Regions from separate parts of the Mus musculus genome. Here region 2 is linked to region 1. Evidence: chromatin loops called from intact Hi-C (ENCODE). Cell type or tissue: left cerebral cortex. All regions are shown on one strand. Each heading gives the region's core, and the rest is flanking DNA. Links, peaks and the distances in the headings are about the cores only.

Region 1 (10,467 bases), core at 4,708-7,207:
GCTCTAAGGTGATGGGCCAGGCCTGAAGACCGTTCTGCTGCAGCTCTGATCTCTGTGCAATATTCCCTGAAGCTTTAAATAACGAAAAGGAATCAAGGTGCAACCAGATGGTATGTTTTCAAATCTAAGTGTTCAGTTTAACTGCCAAACAATAATGTCCCTAAATGATGTATCTCCATTTGTGAAAACAGTTATGAATGCAGGCATATCTGCCTAGGCAAACAAAGATTTATATATAGTAAACTATAATCTCTATTGAGAGAAAATTAACCAAAAAGGAATGGGTAAGTTTCCTCTCAGAGAAGTGGATAGGATCTACTTAGTCTACTATGTTATCCATGTTATATTTATATATATTATAAATATATATTATAGTTATATATTCAGGGTACCAAAAGCTATAGTATATAGGCAGGTAACTAAACAGTCAATCTTTTCACAGGGGCAGGTAGGGTATATACTTTATCAAGCAATGAGGTCTAAAGAGAAAGCAGAGAGAACCTGGGCAGAGAGAGACGGATAGTCAAGCACAAAAGCCACGCAGGCATTTCTCTCCCAGGTGTCCAGTGGTCATTACTTTTGGAATCACTAGCTTGAAGTTTAAAAAGACAGGGGAAGGGTTGACATGTTATACATAAGTATTCTAGTTTTCAGAAGGAAACCTAGACAAGTTTTTACATAGTCAGGGTTTTCCTCCCTCCCAGAGAGCACCAACTACACAAGACTGCTAGACTGAGGAGAACAGGGAATCTTTTCTCACTGCTGGGTCTCCCTCCATCCCACGAGCCACTAGCCAGCTCTACGGCATGCTCTAGGCCCCGTTCCATCTTCCCTCGTCCCAGGAGATGGAGTTTGGTGACCCTGACACCCCCTTCCATTAGCTGAGATGTGTAATCTGATATGCAGGCTGAGTTTAGATGCAAGTCGTTCTCTCCTCAAGTGAAGAAAACTGCCGTGGTCCTGCAAGACACTGCCACGCTCAAAATAAGCTACAAAAGGAATCCTCCGTGCCACCTCACTGAGGAGGCTGGGGACCAAGGAGAGAGAAATGAGAGACGGGGTCACAGTGCTCAGGATGAAAGGGCAGCAGCAGTGCCACAGCAGTTGCCTGTAGTTCATGAAAACAAAGGTCCCTTCCTTCTCCACTGGCAAGAGCTCTCGGACAGAGATTCTCTTAGCCTAGCAGGTCTTAGATCTCCTTTGAAATAAGCGGCTAAAGTCCCCCAGCTCAGAGTCTTGCTGTCCGTCTTGCCTCTAAAGCCATCTGACAAGCACTGTAGGTCAGACCGCTTGCCACTTTTCTGGGAGCACAGCTGCCCCCGGCTGGGCTGCGGGTGCCTAAGAAACTGCCTTCCTATTCCCTGAAGAGCCTTGGTCAGCATCAAGCATCTGCTTGTCTGTGCGGCCTTGTTTGAGGAGGGAGTTGTTTATAGTGTCTTTGCTCCTTTTCTATTCTATTTGATGAGCTGCCAGCCTGAAGCTGGGAAGAAGCCTCTCTGTAAAGAAAAATTCTAGTGTTGTGTTTTTTTGTTTTTTTGTTTATATATATATATATATATATATTTTAAAGATTTATTTATTTATTATATGTAAGTACACTGTAGCTGTCTTCAGACACTCCAGAAGAGGGAGTCAGATCTTGTTACAGATGGTTGTGAGCCACCATGTGGTTGCTGGGATTTGAACTCCTGACCTTCGGAAGAGCAGTCGGGTGCTCTTACCCACTGAGCCATCTCACCAGCCCTAGTGTTGTGTTTTTAAGTTAAAATATATATTTATTTACCTATGCATATCAGTGTTGTGCCTGAATGTCTGTCTGTGTACCACTTGCATGTGGATCCCCTGAAACTGGAGATGGACTATTTTAAGCTGCCATGTGAATACTGAAAGGCAAACCTGGGTCTTCTGCAAGAACATCCAGTGGTCTTAAACACGGAGCCATCTCTTCGGCCCCAGAAAACTCTACAGTGTTTTCAAACTGAAACTGGGGAGCTGAGGAGGTTTTTTCTCCATGAACGTTACCATGATGACATAAATGATCATTGGTATCTCTTTTTTTTCTTGCCCAATAAAGCAGACAAATCCAGAAGTATCCTATTCCTAGCAACGGCGTGTTGTTTAACTCTTCAGCTCTCCCATAGCTACGCTGACCCACACTGCTTGTCTCAGGAAGAAAAGTTCCAACAGACTTCCCGAGCAGACATTGAGACAGGAAGATAACAAAACAGAAGCACGTGACTATTATGCTCAGAGACCACCTTATCATGGTAAAAATACAGCTTCCCCACTGTACACATGACTTTGTCTCCTTATGTGTAATTTCAAGAACAAATACCCAGAAATACTGCTAATGTATTTTAAAGAGGACAGGCAGGCAACACCTATACTTATGGAGAATAATTACTCTTTCCCATATGACCTTGCATAAGGTCCTGGCTTATCAGAGGGAGTTTGGAGAACACTGCAGAGGATGTGTAAGAAAGCCTGAGCGTCACCCTGGAAACATTAGCTTCACTCTGATGGTCTGTCTCACTGCCATGGGAACATCACAGCTGGCAGTCTACCTACCCACTTACCCAGGTCCCCTCTGCTTCCTAGTCTCTTCCCTCTCATGCAGATGACTTCTTCCCTATAAAGACCCTCCTAGTCCCAGTGTAAAGTTTTGTGGGCTGTGGCCTCTCTAGCCGAGCATCATGGGGATCCGTCCACTGGAGAGAATGACCGGCTGTGACCATTACTGTGTGTGTGGTACTGAGGGTCAAGGCCAGAGCCTTGTGCTTGGGAGGCAGGAGCTCTACCGCTGAATAAAACCATGCCTGGACTTGCACTAAGCACTGTGTCTCAGGTCAGCATGAGCTCCAGTTCTAGCTCTCAAGTCTGCTGTAAAACCCACGGGGCCCAGTGCCTCCGTACAGCCTTACTTTACTTCCCACACCCAATCAAGTAGCGAGACTGTCTGAATCCACAAGCCTACTGCAACCCTGGAAAGCTGAAAGGCATCTTCTTCAAAGATGAAGCTTCCGAATGGTAGCCCAGCCGCTTGGCTGTATACGTGTCCGTTATGGACGCACTACCTTAATTCCCCCTTTAGCAAACGATTCTCACATTTGCTGTGATTGCCCCCATGGCCATGGCCTTTCCTTCCCAGGTGAAGTTACAAGTACCATCTTTCAATATCTCAGTATTTACTTGGAAAACAACTGGTAATAATTAGTATGAGCTTGCAAACACACACACAAACACACACACACACACACACACACACACACACGCCCAAAAGGGGCAGCCATATCTTCTGGCTAGTTTCCAGTCTCCAGTTCACCCATGTAACTGGTCCTTAATAATGCGTGGAGACTAGGTTCTTGGAGGCCAAATGAGCACAGGGAAGGCTGCAGTCCCAACGCCTCTTCACACCGGGGCACTTGTCTGCTCTACCAGCGTCAGGGAGAGAGCACTCAAGCCTCTGAGGGCACACAGCTTTGTGTCTTCCTCCTTCCAGTTCCACCAGCTGCACTGCACACGTTTTCAGTGTGTGATTAAATGTATTTTATTTGGGCTGTGAAGCTTTCCCTATTACTGTGAAATTACTATCACTGCTAACAGTGCTCACTCCAGACTAAACCTTGTAGACTCTTAATAGACTCACTTTTTTTATTAGTGTTTGCATGACACAACTGTTCTCATCCTTTAGTTTATAATCCTATCTGTCTCCTCACTTTCAGAATAAGATCTTGCATGGTTGTCATGTGTCTCGATACAAAGCACACAGAGTCTAAGGCACCCAGGTCTGTCTGGGGCTCAGCCCCAGCAGTGCAGTGAAGGGTGCTGCTTACAGACAGTCTCCTTTCCAGTCTCAGCCCCTCTGCTCAGTGCTTGTTCTCACTTACGCCTGTCCATATAGCAGCAACTAGGCCAGGTTAAGGTGCTTGGGCTGCGATTATCACCAACTAAGATATAGAATTTACATCCTATTTTAAAGAGAAAGTAAAACAACTCATTAATATTTTAATATGGACTACAAACCAAAAATGACATATTTTGTATATAAATGGGTTAAACAAAACATGTTACATATAATTTACTTAGTTCTTTTACTTTTCTTTTTTTCTGCTGCTGGAGGGCAAAGCCAGGGCCTCAGGTATGCAAGTCAAGTACTGTACCCACTGAACTAGACCCCAGTCCCTTCTAAAAGTGGTTCTACTACTCAATTTAAAGTAACATGCGTGGTTCATATTGTATTTCTACCACAGAGGGCTGGACTAGATCACTCTGATTGGCTACTGACATGGCTGAGTTAAATCTACTACCGCGTGCATCTTTATGTTTGCGCTCTTTCTTCTTTCTATCTCTCCCTCCTTGTGGATTGCTTTTCTTCTGAGACTGCAGTTGCACCAGGCTGCCTGACAGCATCCTAGACCTCACTGATGGTCTTGTCATCTTTGTACCTTTTGTCTATCTCCACATCCACAATCTCACTTCTCTCGGAGACCACTGGGGTACCTTCATAATATGTAAGAAAATGGTTTTGTCTAGATATTTTTATGTTTAGATATTGATACATTTTGTATAGAAGCAAAACCAGTTTTATCTGTACAAATACCTAAATTACTTCCATGTATTTCTAAATGTATTTAATGATCTACAAAGCAGTGTTCAGGGGGCTGGACAGCTGGCTGAGCAGTTAAGAGCACTGGCCACTGTGCCAAGGCTGCGGAGTTCAGTTCCCTGCCCCACATGGTGGCTCTCAAGAGTCTCCAGCTCCAGTCTCGGGATCCAGACCCCCTTTCTGGTCTCTGTGGGTGCCACAGGGGAAAAGTGGCATAATGGCTTTATATGTATGCCCCATTCAGGGTTTTTAGATTTTACTCATTTTCATCAGCACACTTATTTATTTATATGTGTATATATGCACAGACATGGTTGCACCATGGCGGACATGAACGGAGGTCACAGGAGAACTGGTAGATGTTGGTTCCCTCCTACTGTGTGGTTTTGAGAACCAAACACAGGTCAGCAGCATGGCAGTAAACCCTTTGCCTCCTGGCTACCTTGCTGGCCCTGGATTTTCTTTCTTTCTTTCCTTCCTTCCTTCCTTCTTTTCTCTTTCTTTCTTTCTTTCTTTCTTTCTTTCTTTCTTTCTTTCTTTCTTTCTTTCTTTCTTTTACTTCCCTTCCTCCTCTTCCTTTGGACTACGGAAGATTTTACTTTCTTTAAAAACTGTATCTGATTTTTTTCATTTCCTGTATTAGTTTGTCAACAGTAAGAATAATTTATGAGTTACTTTATTTTGCAGAGAATTTTAACATATCCTATAATACTGGCAGGACCCACAAAACAAAAATGGGTATTTACAAGAGTATTTGAGGGAAGAATAGAATTGAAAAGCACATGAGCACTTGTAAAAGACTGAATATTCATAATTGATGAAAAAGAATTAAGTATTTGTAATTAAACATCACAATTTAAGTATCTGTAATAGTTCCTCAAATGTTGGCTACTTAAACCTAAGAAATACTATACTCTAAAATTGGTGCTTCTTAAACTAGTCCTCATTATCATCTTGAAGATGTGACTTACTGTGGCTTTGAAAGCACTCCCCCCAGCCCAGCACTGTAGGCAGCAGACAAGGAACCCTGCCTCCCCTGCATCTGCTCTAATCACGAAGTTCCCACTAACTGCATGCTCACAGTCTAATCCTGCCTCCCCTGCATCTACTCTAATCACGGAGTTCCCACTAACTGCATGCTCACAGTCTGGCCTCTAATGGGTTGCAGCAAAGGAAAGTCTGTCCTGATAAATGCTGCCTCTGTACGGACTCTCTGAGGTATCTGCCACAGTGAAGGGCAAGAATTCAGCCTATGTCCGACTCACTGCTGCCCCCTAGGTTTTGCATAACTTATAACAAACAAAGGCTGCGGTCCTTGTGGAATGACTGACTCTCCTCTCCAGCAGTTGGCAGGGGAAGAGAAATGGTGAATGATCACACATCAAAAACAATGCATAGGAGGATACTTTTGATCATTATTGGTTTTTGTTTTCCTCTTTTAATTTTGTGAGCTCTTCTCTACTGTCATTTAATCCAGCGTTCCATTATCCGAGGAGTCAAAAGATGTGAGTGAGGTTTCTAACAGAGACATCAAATCATGTGTTTCTTATCATTCTAAGGAAAAAAACAGCAAGCACAGTCTGTCTTATAAACTGGCCAGTGCTACTGACAATGGAGCAGCTCAGCTGGTCCAGAGGAACTCAGAGTCTTGGGCATCTGGATGGTCTTAAGTGCTATACATCTAGTCCCATAATAGACCCAGTTCTGAGGGGCTGAGGCAAGTGGCTTACAGTCAGCACCACTGCCCTGGTCTGCTTTGTATTTGCTCTATGAACTTGGGAGTTTCTTAGTCTTCTATGCTTTGTTTGCCTTTCAGATGTTCAAGTTGTCACATGCACACAATAAATAAAGGAAAAATAAGCCTTCTCAAATCAAACAGCCTTTTTTTTTTTTTTTTTTTTTTTGGTTTTTCGAGACAGGGTTTTTCTGTGTAGCCCTGGCTGTCCTGGAACTCACTCTGTAGACCAGGCTGGCCTCGAACTCAGAAATCCGCCTGGCTCTGCCTCCCAAGTGCTGGGAAAAAAGGCATTCTCCACCACGCCTGGCTCAAACAGCCTTTTTAAGGTTTAGGATGAGGATAGATCAATTTAAAAATCATGGCATAATTAATATATTTAATTGAAATTGGGGGGTGAAATCATTCCCCCTTGCTACATATCAACTACATAAAAGCAATTTAATTTTCTCGATGTCAGCTTTAAAAATACCACATTCAAATAAGCATTATTTCAGAAAGCTTCCATGCCCAACGTAAGTAACCTAAGGCAGGCAGATGAGAAGGAAGGAAACCTGGTCCCTGCCTAGAAACCCAAGAGTCCCCTCACGCAGCAGTACGCTCTGACAGTAACTCTCTGCTCAGAAATTCCAACCGCAGAGCAGGTGCCTTAAGCGTGGTGAAGCATGAGAGCATGGAAGCAGCAGTCTCGACAGCACACAGCATAGAGGGACGACTGCCTCCCACCTCCCCCCAAAGCTCCTCTGCTCCATTCTGTTTACAGAGGCTGCCTATGAGCCTCATCTGCAGAACAGTGAGGTAACGCCTTCCTTTAGTTTTCTCACCCTTTTTGCTATTTGCATACAAAGGGAGCAAAAGATTACCTCATCATTGAGCCAGTTTAGATGGTTTAGAGTCTGAATGTCTTTGCGTGTAATGGTCAAGCGGAATGCCTCACTGAGGACTTCATCCTGGTTACCGTTACGAAATACATTCTTTATTTCTTTTTCCATTTCCTAAGAAAACAAAAGACCAAACATAATAGTTTCAGAAAAAACTGGTTTCTCATCAGTGCCCTGGCTGTGTTCAGCACGAGTCACCTGCCTACTAGTTCCCCGCTGTCAGCTTACTTGTAGCCACCGGTCAGTCTCTCTTCCTGCAGTCGTCTTCCAGGTTACCTCCCACCCACCTTGCCCTGCTTTTCCTTTTACACAACATTCAGATCCTTGTTTTTGTATCACTTCCTGAAGACTGATGCAACCTTTGCTCAAATCTTCCAAGCTCCTTCAGAGGTTTATGTTTTATGTTTCTGGTTCTTATGGTCTCCCAAGAAACAAAAGCTACAAAAGGCACCCTGGAGTAAAGGCAGCGTCCTTTTGAAGGTGTAAAAATGGAACTTAGTAGGGCTATGCCATGTCTGTGCTGCTCACTGGCTCCCGAGCAGCTGGCGTTGGACCCAGGACCACAGCCTGCACACATGAAGCCAGCACTCTAGCACCAAGCTGCACCCAGGTCCAATAACGTTTTTCAAAGAGGTATGAATTAAGGAACAGGTTTTAAAACATACATAGATTTCTAAGTATTTCCCAAATTCTTCATAATGGATTACTATTGCTTAAAAAGAAACATTATAAAAACAAAGTATAAATAAAAAAGTCATAATGAAATCTATTCCTTTGTATGCTCATTAAAAAATAAGTCAAAACAAAAAAAAAGAAATAGTACTTCTCAGCTCACAATTTACTATCAAATTATCTCCTATGTCAGCATATAGGAAATGGTGGGCTCAAGTCTCCTCACTACAATCAAAACAGAATGCAATCTCCCAAGCCAAACCTAACAACAAAAAAAATTTTTTTTGAAATAAAAAAGTATTAAAAACAAATATAAAATATAAATTTACTACATACCTTCTCACTGAAGTTGCTAAAACCCAACCATAGCCATATGAACAACTTTTAATTACCTTTAAAAATAAACACTGGTACATAATTATACCAATACAATGAAAAGTATAGCTAAATTAATCTAAATGTCAGGTCCTCTACTGACTTACATTTGAAACTTCCCTCAGCTAACTTTGTTTTGAGGCAGGGTTTCACTTGGTAGCTCTGACTGGTCTGGAACACTGGTGTTGACCAGGCTGGCCTCAAAGGCAGAGCTGTACCTGCCTCTGCTTGCAGGGTGCTGGGTTGAAGGTGCCCGCCATCACACCCAGCTCCACTGCAGACATTTTCAGTCTCTTCTTTACCTCTGTAATTTCAGGAAATTCGTCTTCACTGTCAGTCAGCTGGTGGCTTTTTTTCCTGGTTTCTTGGGCAGCTGTGACAGGAATCTCCTTTTCAAGAGGCACACGAAGGTGAAGCTCTACGGAGTCAAGTACTGCATGTTCCTGCTCCTGCAGTCGCTGCAGACAGAATTTACAATAAGCGGGACAAAGAAGTCTCCTATTTGACCTCTGGTGAGTCACTCTGGGACATGAGCCACTTATAAATTCTACACTACTATATAAGCAAACAGCGTAACTCAGGTAGAGGTAACCTCACCAACAGTTTCAACCTGGAGGTGCTATTTATTTTATAATTTTCTTCAAAAAAGATTTATTCATCTATCTATCTATCTATCTATCTATCTATCTATCTATCTATCTATCTATCTAGGCTTTTTGAAACAGGGTTTCTAGCTGTCCTGGAACTCACCCTGTAGTACAAGCTGGCTTCAAACTCACAGAGATCGGCCTGTCTCTGCCTCCCAGTGCTGGGACTAAGGGCATGCACCACCCCCCCTGGGTTATTTTTATTTTTTAGAAGGGAGTGCTTTGCCCGTGTGTATGCATTTATACCAAATGGGTGCCTGGTTTCCGAGGGTGCCAGATTCCCTGCAACTGGAGTTTCTGGTGGCTGTGAACTGCCATTGAGTGCTGGAAATGGAACCTGAGTCTTTTCCAAGAGTTTTTTACCTGGTTTTGAAGCTGTAGTGCCAATGCTTTCTGCTCTTCAATCCGGCGCAATCTTTCCCGAGCTCGAGAGTCATAAACGCTAGTTCTAGGAAATGAAAGCAACCCAGGCAGATCAGTGTCTGAGCACTGAGCACGTCTCGGCTACACACAGTAAGTCACCAGTAGTGAGCAGCTCACGCATACAGGAACTCCACTCAGACCTCACTACATTTACAGTTCAAGATGCAGTAAAACACGGTAATTTATCACTTTTACCGGACTAATTTAAATATAATTAGTGTGACTTCTGTGGGTATTTGTAATGCATAGTCCTATTTCAAAAGCATACCTCTTAATAAGACTGGTGAGAGTGAAGCTAAACTCTAAATATCCAAAAGCAGAACTGAGCCCCACAGAATAAGAGAGTATATTGTCAAGACAGCAGCTAAATATTATGTACTTAGACTTACAAGGACCAAGGGCTGAAGAAAACTGAACAGGTTTGGCACTTGAAACTAAATGTTTTCAGTTATTTCTCAAACTCTCTAATAACTCAACAGTGTATGTAATAATAAAGGCATTTACTTTATTCTTTACATAGATAACTTTGGAATATTTTCCAATTCAATTTAGCTTCAACAACTGTTACGTAGTTGACAAATATGAGAACAGACATCTCCTAACTGAGGCTAGAGAGATGGCGCAATGGTCAAGAACTCCAGACGACTTGGGTTCAGTTCCTAGCACCCATATGCTGGCCCACAGTCGCTTCTGGTCTCTGTGGGCACTGCACGCACAAGACGCACACACATGCAGGCAAAACACACATAAAATACAAATAAATAAAATCTGAAAGAAAAAAAAACCTAAATATTTTAACTCTAAGAGAATCTTAAAAACCCAATAGCTGAAGAGTACAGATAGGTATTTCTTACTGAGTAAAAACAATTAAAATAAACCGCTGGTTGTTTGATTTCTTCGTAAATGAAAATGAAATGAGAAGAAAAAATAGTATCAAAAAATAATAACTTACAATTCTTTGATCCATAGCTCTGCCTGGAAGAACGTAGGGCTATAGGTGGGAAAAGAAAATAAGCAGAAGAGGTTAGGAGGAAATTAGAATATTTTCACAAACAAAAATAATCATTTCAACAGTTTGTAGGACTCCTTTGTAATTATGGGATAAAAGCTATTCAATTGATACAAAGT
Region 2 (10,467 bases), core at 4,880-7,379, 63 kb before region 1:
ACCATGAGCTGGGTGATTTGGGATAGAGTGAAGTAGTAGGCTAGAGAGCTGAGGCCTGAAGCCTCAGTGTGGTGCACAAGAGAAGGTGCCATCGAACATCAGCCCCTTCTTTTATAGTCACTGGCCTCCGGGGCACAAGGCTCTATGGGTAATGTTGCAGTGCTGATATCTTAGGGTTTTAAGGTACCCAAGTTTACCCCAGGTCACATGCATTCCTTGCAGGACATGGAGGACAGAGCTTAATGACATTGAGAGGCCACTGGTCACCCACCCTGGGTTAACTCTGCTCAGGACCCAGCTCCTTCTCCTCGAAGGATATAGGGAAAGACGAAGGAGATGAGAGAGCAAACTGTCACTTACGTTGGCACCTTTGGGGCCAGGGAAACCCATGACGCCAGGCTGCCCACGAGCTCCCTGAGGACCAGGAGGTCCAGGGCGACCGTCTTCACCAGGGGCTCCCTGAAAGACAGGATTCATTCTCAGGACATAGTCCCTCTGGCTGTATCTCCCCATCACTATTTACTAAGTGTGTGCTGTGTGGCAGGCAGGGAACTAGGTACCAGCCATACACATGCATCTAGGGTTGACCAACCCCACACACAGACCCAGCTACGGGTAGATGTTCCTGGCTCAGAAGTCTCTCCTGAACTTCTAATCTTTGTCATCACTCCTCCTCCTGGAAAATGTCCAAATGCTGTGTGTGTGTGTGTGTGTGTGTGTTTGTGATTTTCAGAGCTCAGAGTATAGGTCGCATCTGGCCATAAAACCGACCATGTGTCTCTTACCCCTTCACAAAATGTACAAAGTCCTAGACTGCCCTCACCCAAACTCCCTTCTCTCTTCCCACCATCTACTGGACGATAATCCCTTATTTATCCTCCCAGGAACCTCACTCAGGCTAATAGACTTACAGAAGGACCAACTTTGCCTTGAGGACCAGCGTCACCAGGGCGACCGGTAAGACCCTTGGTTAGGGAGAGAGAAGAGACCAAGGTTATTCGGGGTGGGGGAGGGGGACAGGCCCCAAATCTTCCAATTCAGGCAGCACAGCTTAGAGGATGCAGGTGGGAAGGGTGTGGGGGTCTGTGTAGTATCCACCTTACCCTGGCTCCAGGAAGACCAGGTTCTCCAGGACGACCCGGGTCACCGTTGGCTCCCTTGGGACCAGTCAAGCCACTGGGCCCTCGCTCTCCAGGGGCACCCTATACCAGAGGAGACAGGAAGTCCATGGGATGCTCTGTAACTAGGGAAACAGGCAGGGACCAGGCCTCTCCTCCTCCACTCACCTTGGGACCTGCCAGACCATCTTGACCTGGGAATCCACGGTTGCCAGGAGCACCCTAGGGAGAAGGGACGAGGCAGGGGATGAGGATGCTTTTCATCAGCATGCCTGGAAGGAGTCCCACCAGGCTCCAGGGGTCTGTCCCCTCCACCTCCCACCACAGTGACTGTGGGGCGGTAGACACCGCCCGTGAGTCAGAGAAGCTAATGTCCGTCCAGGGCCTGCTCCCACCTCTCTGGGAAGAAGCTACTGTTTTATGCCACCCTTGGGACAGAGGGTGCAGACAGCATGAGGATGCTGTGACCCTGGTGTTGGATGGGGAAGAGAAGAGCCACGTTATCCAGAAAAGTCATTGGGTGTGGAAGAAAGGATGAGCCACGGAGCAGCGGGCCTGTGAGCTGGAGCTCCTTGCCTACTTACTCTCTCTCCAGGGGGTCCGATTGGTCCAGCACCACCCGGCTCTCCTCGAGCACCTCGTTTGCCTTCTTCACCAGCGGGGCCAGGGGCTCCTTGGGGCCCAGCAGGTCCCTGAAGACAAGCACAAGAGGGGTGGGATGAGGTTTCCACCTAGCCTTGGGGAAAGCACTGGCCTGGTGTGCAGAGGAAGGGGCCTTGGAAATGTTTCGGGGCTTGGCCAAGGGGGTTAAAGGGTCAGCCATTGGGTCTGGGGGCCAGAAACAGCCCAAGAGGAAGAGATGGCTTGGAACTCAAGCTATTCGAACCAGGAGAGGAGGCTGTGTCAGGGTCTTCTCTACCCTACTTCACTCCCTTCTCCAGGGACAGCAGGAGAGAGCCCGGGATGGGAAGTGGCTGTGGGGAGGGGGCACAGCGGGGGCAGAAGGGTGACCTGTGGGCAGAGCTACAGCAAAGAAAACAAAGTCTTGAGGGCAGATACTCACAGTCTCTCCCTTGGGGCCTTGATCACCTTTAAAGCCAGCAATGCCAGGTTCACCCTACGTGAAAGAAAGAAATATGCTCGCACTGGCTTCTCTCCATAGAGTCTGCTCACCCTCCTCCCAGAAGCCTCCTACGGTGAGCAGGAGGGCACAGAAAAGAGGAGCCTGTAGGTAGGACCTGCCAATCTTTTTGGGCTCTTACCGCCTGACCTTTGGGGCCAAGGGGACCAGTTGCACCTTGAGGACCGGGAGGGCCACGGGGCCCAGGGAAGCCAGGGGCACCAGCAATTCCAGGAGCACCCTGTCAGCATGAACAGAAGAGAGGCACGTGAGGAGGATGAGGAGGGACTAAGCCACCTTGGGAACACAGCCCAGGGACAATACTTACAGCGGATCCTTTGGCTCCAGGAATACCATCAGTCCCTGGGTTACCCTGACAAGAAGATGGTATAGCGATAAAATAAACAGCAAAGAAACAACCCAACCATTCGGCCCATTGGGCCCCAGTCTAGGGGTCAGGGACAAGTGCTGTCTGCTTCAGGGGCATCCCTCCTGCCTGTCTCATGGGGTGGACTACGGGTGAAGGGAGACAGTCGTGGATGTCAGGGGGAGGTGTTTGGCCAGCATGACCATTTAGTGGTCCCAGTGACTGGGACTCCAGGTGACATGTACATTTGTGACAAGGCCACACATGCCATGCCTTCCAGGCCAAAGAGATGAACTTACAGAAGCACCTGCAGGCCCAGGGGACCCAGGATTGCCAGGCTCGCCACGAGAACCTTGAGCACCTTCAGGACCGCGAGCACCAGTGGGACCAGCTTCGCCCTGGGAAGAGAGTGGGGGGGCTGAAGTGGGGGTGGTGGTGGCAGCACTTCACGGCCCAGTGTGCTTGACTCTTGTGTGTGCTCACACTCCTGTGAGTGAGTTGCGTATGCATGGGGGTCTGTCTTTTCTGTTCCCACCTGACCAAGCAGCATGAAGAGCCGATATCCCACCCCTGCCTCTTCTACCCTCACCCCTGCCCTGTGACCCCACACACAGCTGCACAGATAGATGCCTACTGCATTCCAGCAGCAAGCAGCTTGCTGGTCCTTCAGTCCAGCAGAAAAGCCTGGGTTAGGAGACCTGCCATCTTAGGGCCATGGGATGATGGACAGATGGGCCTCCACTCCCCCTTCCCCTCCTTTTGTTTTCTCTTTGACAGAGGAACAGAAGCCAGAAGGGTGACTCTGTCTCCTCCAGAGCCTCAGCTCAGAAGTGGCTTTCTTTATGGCTGCTGGGTGATCAGAGCTGCTCCAGGCTTGAGCCTCAGCCTGTTTGAAGTGCCAGGAAGCCAGGGCTGAAAGCAAGCTGAGACAGGCTCTACTTTTCTTTAAGTTAACTGGAAGCCCCTTATCCCCCATGTAAAAATTCTTTTTCTTCTCTCTCTCTCTCTCTCTCTCTCTCTCTCTCTCTCTCTCTCTCTCTCTCTCTCTCTCTTCCTCTCTTATTTTTCTTCTTTCTTTTTCCTAAAAGTCACAGCTCTGTGATCTGGCTCTCTGGACTGGAGCCTCCTCCGGGGACGGCTGCTGCCCTGGAGAGAGGTCAGAGCCTCCTCAGGTTTCTCCACACTGGCATTCTTACTTCACTTTGGTAATTATTATTTTCTAAAGGTCAGGCCCCCCTCACCTTCCGCTGTCCCTCTTCACAATGGGTCTCCTTCACAGGGCTCCCAGGGGCCTCAGACACTGTCTGGTTGCCATGGAAACCCCCAGGCGTAGAAAAGCAACCTGATGCCAGTGACACAGGGAGGCTCCTTACTCACTCCCAGGGACGTTCACACTGGAATCCCTCCCGGGCCACAGGGGCTTTTCCTTGAGCCGGCTGGCCTCCCGCTGGTCTCTATTAATCCCTGGAAGGACCAGGTTAACAACAGCCCAGCACCCCAAGTGAAGTAGAAATAAGAAAGGGGCAGGGGATGCACAGAAGAGTCGCCTCGCCTCTGCCCCTCCCCCTCTATCCCTTTAAGCTCCTTCTGGGTACCTCAGCTTTTGCCCACCCCCAGGCTTGTTTTCTTCTTCCTCCCCTCCCTTAGTCTTCTTCTCTCTCTCTCTCTCTCTCTCTCTCTCTCTCTCTCTCTCTCTCTCTCTCTCTCTCTCTCTCTCGGGTCTGGGGGGGGAGGGTTCCCATCTTTGACTACTAGGTGGACTTCAGCCTCTACAACCGAACCAAACTCTGTCAGAGAGAGATGCTGGAAACACACAGAGAGGCTAGGGGGGATGTGTGCCAACAGGAGCCTTCCTTAGCAAGGACCACAGGAAGACTGGGTGTCCTGACCCTCTGAGATTCTCAGCTTGACCAGCAGATCACTCACCTTGGCACCAGGAGCACCAGGGAAGCCAGGACCACCTGCGGGACCCACAGGACCCTGGGGAGAAGAAGGGGACAGAGGGTGAGCGCTGGGTGTCAGTGAACTCTGTCCAGGCCTCAAAGAGAGACGCCCCACCTCCCACTCCTTCCACCTCTGTGGCTAGAAGAAACTGCCAGGGCTGCTCTCCCCAAAGACCTCCAGAGAGACACCCTGCTCCTCTTGGAGAGTTTCTGAGTCTGTGAGAAGCCACGGGGCTTTGACCTCTCTCCTTAAAAGAGGAGACTGCTAGGGGCAGCAGGGGATGTCAGGCTGCAGTGTCAACAGCATGCTCACGGGATGAGCCACCTCCTTCCTGCCACAAAGTACAGGGGCAACCCCACAGACTTCAGGGCTGCACAGCTACTGTCACCTGCTTAAGAAGGACAGCAACTTACCGGAGGTCCAGCGGGGCCTGGCTGGCCATCGTTACCCCGAGCACCCTGTGAACAGCAATAGCACAAAGGAGCCAATTAACACAGTGTTGGGGTGTCCCAGGCTGAGCATGAACAAAGCAGAGGAACCTTCCTGGGATATCTGTACAAGGGGGCAGAGAGACAGACAGAGAGAGGGCTACAGGGCACTGGCCCTCGTGGGTAAGGAAGCTTGGGCAACTTCCCAGCAGACCTGTCACTTCTAAAACTTCAGTTAGGTCCCCAGTATTCCCGACTTGAAGCTGAATGATCATTCAAAGAATCCTGTGGGCTGGGCCAAAGGAACCGGACAGAAGGAAGGAGGAGCCTGCCCCTGTGCTGGGTATCCTGGCTTAACAGAAGCAAGTCTTCTCTACCCTCTGGTCCCTCCCAGTCAGCTGCTCTTCAGGACAGCACAAATACCCCCACAATGTTCCCTGCTGACCGGGAACCTGACCCGCGATGAAGACAGACCCTGTCTACAACCGCGCCTGAGCTCCTATCTCAGAGACCCTTGGCTTTGCAGGGGTGGGGGTGGGGGGTGGGGGTGGGGTCGAGGTTGTCCCTTCTCTAAAAGACTCGAGCTCCGAGAGTTCCACTGGTTTGGGGTGAAAACATCTTTCTATTTTTCTCCAGTGCCCTTGAGAATTTGTACTCTAACTCCAAGAACCGCTATGTTAGGCACATCCAGGTCTAGGACTGGGTCCCTCCCAGACCCAAAAGGCTAAGCCAGTGGCTCTCAGCTTTCCCAACACTGTGACCCTTCAATACAATTCCTCACGTTGTGGCAAGCCACAATCATAAAATTATTTTCATCGCTCCTTCACGACTGTAATTTGGCCACTGTTATGAATCATAATGTAAGTCTTTTTGGAGATAGCGGTCAGCCAGGGGAGTCACAACCCACGGGGCTAAGGGGGGACTTTCTGCACGTCTCTGACTCTCAGAAGCACAAGGCAAGGATGCTCTGCGGTGCTCAGTCTCCTTCCTGGTGTGAGCCATCTCTCTTCCCAGAGCCTCTAGCCTGGCAGCCAGAGGGAGGGGCATGGCGAGACAGCAAGACTCAATAGAAGGAAGAGAGAAATCAGAGCCTGATTTCCTGACCCAAGCGCCCTGGAAAACTCTGTTACTGGGGAACCCTACAGTACCTTCCCTCCAGGAGTCAGCAGAGAGCAAGGCAGGGGGAGAGGGCCCAGTCTGAGCTGCCTGTGTCTGAGGCCTACATGGACAACTTCTAGGCTCAGAAGGCCTTTGGGAGTCCTCGCAGCAAACAGCAAGGCAGAGTGGGGAGCCCCGCCCCGCTCCCACCAAAAGGCCCAACACACATGTAGAGAACATTCTAAACAGAATCTCCTAACAGCGCTGCCACTGCTTTGTGGACGAGACCACCAAGGAAAACCAAGAACTGGGGCTTGTGTCTGGGAAGAAGGAGAGACAATGCGAGAGGCAGTGAGTGAGCCAGTCTGGGTTTGAGCCTCGTTAAAATCCCCAGGCCAGGGTCTCCCGACTCTGCAGAAGCAGCAGGCCCAGAGCTTCCTTCCTTTCATACAAAGCGCCCCTGGGGCGAGGCCTTTGGCCAGCTCTGGTTGGCAGTGCGAGTGCAGGCTGCTGGTTTCACAGACCTGCTCCTGAGGGAACTTTCCCGCCCAGATGCACGGCCTGGAAAGCAGCTGCTTACAGTTGCCCTGCAAGGACCTAGGAGGAGGGGCCTCTGAGCTTGGTTGGCTGGGTGTAGACCAATAGAAAGCCGTAAAACTTGGTTGGCTGGGTTGCAGACCAATAGAAAGCCGGAATCTTTCTTAAGCGCGCCGTTCATCACATCACTCGCCTGACCAAGCACCTACAAGGCTTCTCTATTGCTTGGGGAGCCAAGATAACGGCCTCTCGCTGGCACCCATGCCCTCCACTGCCTGCCAGTCCTTTAGCTCATGGTTCTGGGCCCTCGGTACACAGTCTGTCTTAAGCTAGTTATTCTTCCCCGGGGACTCAGTTCCCTCTTCTCTAAAATGGGAACGAGAGATTCAAGTTCACAGAATGAGGGGGAAGATTAGACAAAGAGAAGCAAGCCAGGTTCTAAATCAAGGGTCACGAGGTGGATGCCGCTGGTGTCCTATCTCGACACTACTCAGAACCGCATCAAGGGCGCGGAATCGAGAGAGAGGGCAGAGTGTATAGCATAGAGGGCTGGCACCATCTAAGCCTGATCCTGAACTCTAACATGCACGGCTCAGGAAGGAGCAGAGGCTATTGAAGGGGTGACCTGAAGGATCCCGACTCCGGAAGAGGACTCTCACCAGCATACTCTCCTATAGTACGCCCTCCTTCCACCCTGCAGGCCCCACCCCACCTGAAGATTGGGCGTAGGAAACCTCAGGATAGAAAGTTCTGGTATGATGATGCGCCCTAATCCTCACCAAGTTGGATTTTGTTGTTTATTAGGTATTGGGGGGTGGAGTGTGGAGAAAGGTCTTATGTGTGGCGCAGGCTGGCCTTGAACTTATGATTCAGGAACTCAGCTTCTTGGGTACTATGATTATAGATAGGTACGTCCCTCCTGGCTGGGGTTACCACTGAGTTGATTTGAGGGTCAAGAGAAATTTACTTGTAAGCTGTAAAGTGTTGAGCGTGTGGTGGCACCGGGCTTTGGGGGTTACTCACAGCAGCACCAGCAGGGCCAGTCCGTCCTCTCTCACCAGGCAGGCCACGGGGACCCTGCAACACACACCAGCGCGGTTTAAGTGTGAGTTGGCATAATGATGGTCTGCGTCATGACTTCTTCCCACCCACGGTGGCCCCATCTCGACCCTAGATCCTGCTCCCAGGACACAGGGGTTCCTTCAGGGAGACCCCTGTGTCTTCCTGCCCCTTCCTATGGAGAATGCAGCTCGGTTCTCAAAACAGATGAGTCACCCAAATCATTGAAGACAAACAGATTTTTTTTTAAGAGTAACTGAAATGTGCTTTAAACGTGCCTAACTGTTCCTGTTTCGAGGAAGGGCGTGTGAAATGTTGAACAATCTACGCTGCAGGTTGGGTTGGCTCATAATCGGATAAATCTGTGCGAACAGCTTTGCATGAGTGCATGAAGGAGGAAATGCTGCTGTTTGCAGGGTAGCTGTCTGACAGGTGTTTCGGGAGTCTTAAGAGTGTGGGGTGGCTTCCCCAGGGGTGACTCTCATACTCACCATTGGGCCCGGGGATCCGTTCTCACCAGGGGAACCACTCTCACCCTGGAGAAAGAGACATATAGGGTCAGTGTCTGGAGTCTTGGCTTCCAGAAACTTCCTAGGTAAGTCATCGATAGGTCTGGCTGGCTCAATTAGGCCTGAGACATGTCAATTTCAGTCCGGGGAGAGACGATGTCCCCAAACTCTAAGGCCTGCTGCTCATGTACCAAGATGTAGACTGGGTGTTCCCAGCTATGTTCTAACTCCCGACCCCATCAGCGCCGCCTTGACTGGACAGTTGTCCCCTACCGCCACCCCCTGTGTGTCTTGTGGCCCCTTTACCTTCACACCCGGAGCACCAGCTTCCCCCTTAGCACCGTCGAGGCCTGGGTAACCCTGGGAAACAGGACGAGGGTTCCGTCACATGTCTGGGAGCCCACCCAGGAAATAGTGTGCATAACCCCCAAACATCCTATCCCATGATACTTACTCTGTGACCCTTGACACCGGGGAGACCCGGGGTTCCTGGGAATCCACGAGCACCCTGCAATACCAAGAGGAGGTACTCAGAGGAAAGCAGAGATTGGGTGAAGGCTGCTGGATAGACTGCAAGTCCAGCTCCCTCAGGCCTACAGAAACAGGCATCCAGGTGTGTCCACAGCTCCTTCAGCCCAACCCAGAGCATCACCTTGTGATCATACAAACACGGTATCCAGCGTGAAGGCATTACGTACACAGTACCGTTAGTACCGTGAGCTAACCAAGACGAGTGAGCCATATGGACTCAGAGGGAGACTGGAAAAGCCTGTGAGAGCGAGGAAGATGAAGCTTTACCTGAGGGCCAGGGAGGCCTCTTTCCCCAGACTTTCCGGGCTTCCCAGCTTCACCCTGAACAGAAAGAGAGGCATCTCATTTTTCTTGGCAGTCTCTTGAGCGTATTCACTCCACGGCTGGGCATCTGCCTATCTGCCCACCTTGACCACGCCCTTCCTGCAGATGCCCGTGACCCAGAATGCCTCTGTGGTTTATCCCTTGGCAAGTTCCTGGGCCCTCACTCCACTGTCCCCAGCAAGCGTCTGGTCCCCTCTCCAGAGCCCTGTGGACTGGCCTGTATGCCCTGATCTCCAGAGGCCTTGCTGTGTGCTGCCAGTCATAAAAAAAAGCTCAAGAAAGCCAGCTCTTCTCTCTATTTTTTTATGTCCCCCTCCTCTGTAGACATTCTGGCTCAGGCTGAGTTTGTCTATCTCATTTACAATTGAGATGATGGTAGCCTGTTTGTTGACCGACTCTTGCTTTGTTTTTCTACTCTATACCGCTGTGCTTTGAGTCCTCCCATCCCGGCTGGCTCTCTCCTTTCTCATTTCTCTTCCCGAAGTTAATGATGTTTTAATTACTCTCCTTCTTGTGGGATCTAAAGGGATCCCCAGGGATCTGGCAAGCTGAGATGCAAATAAAGGATATGTGGGTGGTAGATAGCTGGAATTTAGGACTGGCTAGCCTGGTTCCTCAGGACGTCTCTCTACCCCAAGCCCCAGCACATCCTCTCTCTGGGTCTGGGGCTTCTTGGGTCTACTCACGTCGTCACCAGGTTTTCCAGCAGGGCCAGGAGGACCTCGGGGACCCATGGGACCCTACAAATAGAGAATTCAAGACCTGGTTGGAAGGGAAACACAACTCGAGGCGGTCGCTTTGGAAGCTAGTTACTCTACAAGGAAGAGAGACAAAAAGGTAGTAACAAAACTGTAAAGCAGATCATGGTGGGAGGAGGGGACTGCGCAGGCTGGCGACCCCTAAGGGGAAGTGTCCCGATGGAGTTCCTGCCATATTGATTCTCTGCCGTTGTGCCCCGTGGGTAAGGCACTCCCATTGTGGGAAAGGGCTGGCAGAGCCTGGGAGCAGACGGTAGCTTGGGTAGAAGATTGTCCCCAGAGCCTCCTGGGAGAGGGTAGCCTGTGGTACTCACAGAGACACCAGGCTCGCCAGGTTCACCAGGATTGCCTTGAAATCCTTGAGGGCCCTAAAAGGGGAAATAAGGACGCCATGTTGACCTCCAAGCTGTGCCGCCGTCATGTGGATGATGAGCATCTACAGCGCCCCCAAGAGGAAAAGACTGAACACTTACGGGGGCACCGGCAGGGCCTGGGGGTCCACGGGGTCCCATGGGGCCCTGCATTGGAACAGAAAAAACGAGACGCTTACTGGCCCGCTTTATCATTGGCTTCTAGGATTCCATCTTAGAAGAGGGACAAGAAGATAGTAAGGGAGCAGGAGGGGGAGGGGCAAAGGGACTCCAGCGGCTGCTCCCTCTTCTTTCCCACTCCCC

The links. Hi-C counts contacts between places; a loop is a spot of excess contacts. Peaks named below come from ENCODE experiments on the same cell type or tissue, not always from the same donor. Only the 100,000 strongest peaks of a DNase experiment are listed, where the experiment ranks them.
Region 2: it touches region 1 in a loop (1.9-fold over the local background); 2 of 42 quality-filtered maps call a loop at or near these places.

Annotation. Positions count from the first base shown.
Region 1 is chr15:98,049,625-98,060,091 of GRCm38, forward strand. Senp1 (SUMO1/sentrin specific peptidase 1) reads right to left here. Exons shown (of 18, transcript NM_144851.5): 10 at 10,292-10,330; 11 at 9,280-9,364; 12 at 8,572-8,727; 13 at 7,205-7,336. Among named protein-coding and RNA genes, the nearest start is that of Gm25668, 15 kb to the right of the region's middle. In left cerebral cortex, for the core only: a CTCF peak has its summit at 5,886; a DNase peak (open chromatin) is centred at 5,873.
Region 2 is chr15:97,986,382-97,996,848 of GRCm38, forward strand. Col2a1 (collagen, type II, alpha 1) reads right to left here. Exons shown (of 54, transcript NM_031163.3): 9 at 10,267-10,311; 10 at 10,108-10,161; 11 at 9,722-9,775; 12 at 8,979-9,032; 13 at 8,635-8,688; 14 at 8,487-8,540; 15 at 8,163-8,207; 16 at 7,636-7,689; 17 at 4,963-5,007; 18 at 4,532-4,585; 19 at 2,905-3,003; 20 at 2,567-2,611; 21 at 2,381-2,479; 22 at 2,182-2,235; 5 more. Gm46536 (a long non-coding RNA gene) reads left to right here and starts at 5,030. Exons shown (of 2, transcript XR_001781760.2): 1 at 5,030-9,872. In left cerebral cortex, for the core only: a CTCF peak has its summit at 6,137; a DNase peak (open chromatin) is centred at 6,709; H3K4me3 peaks cover 559 bases.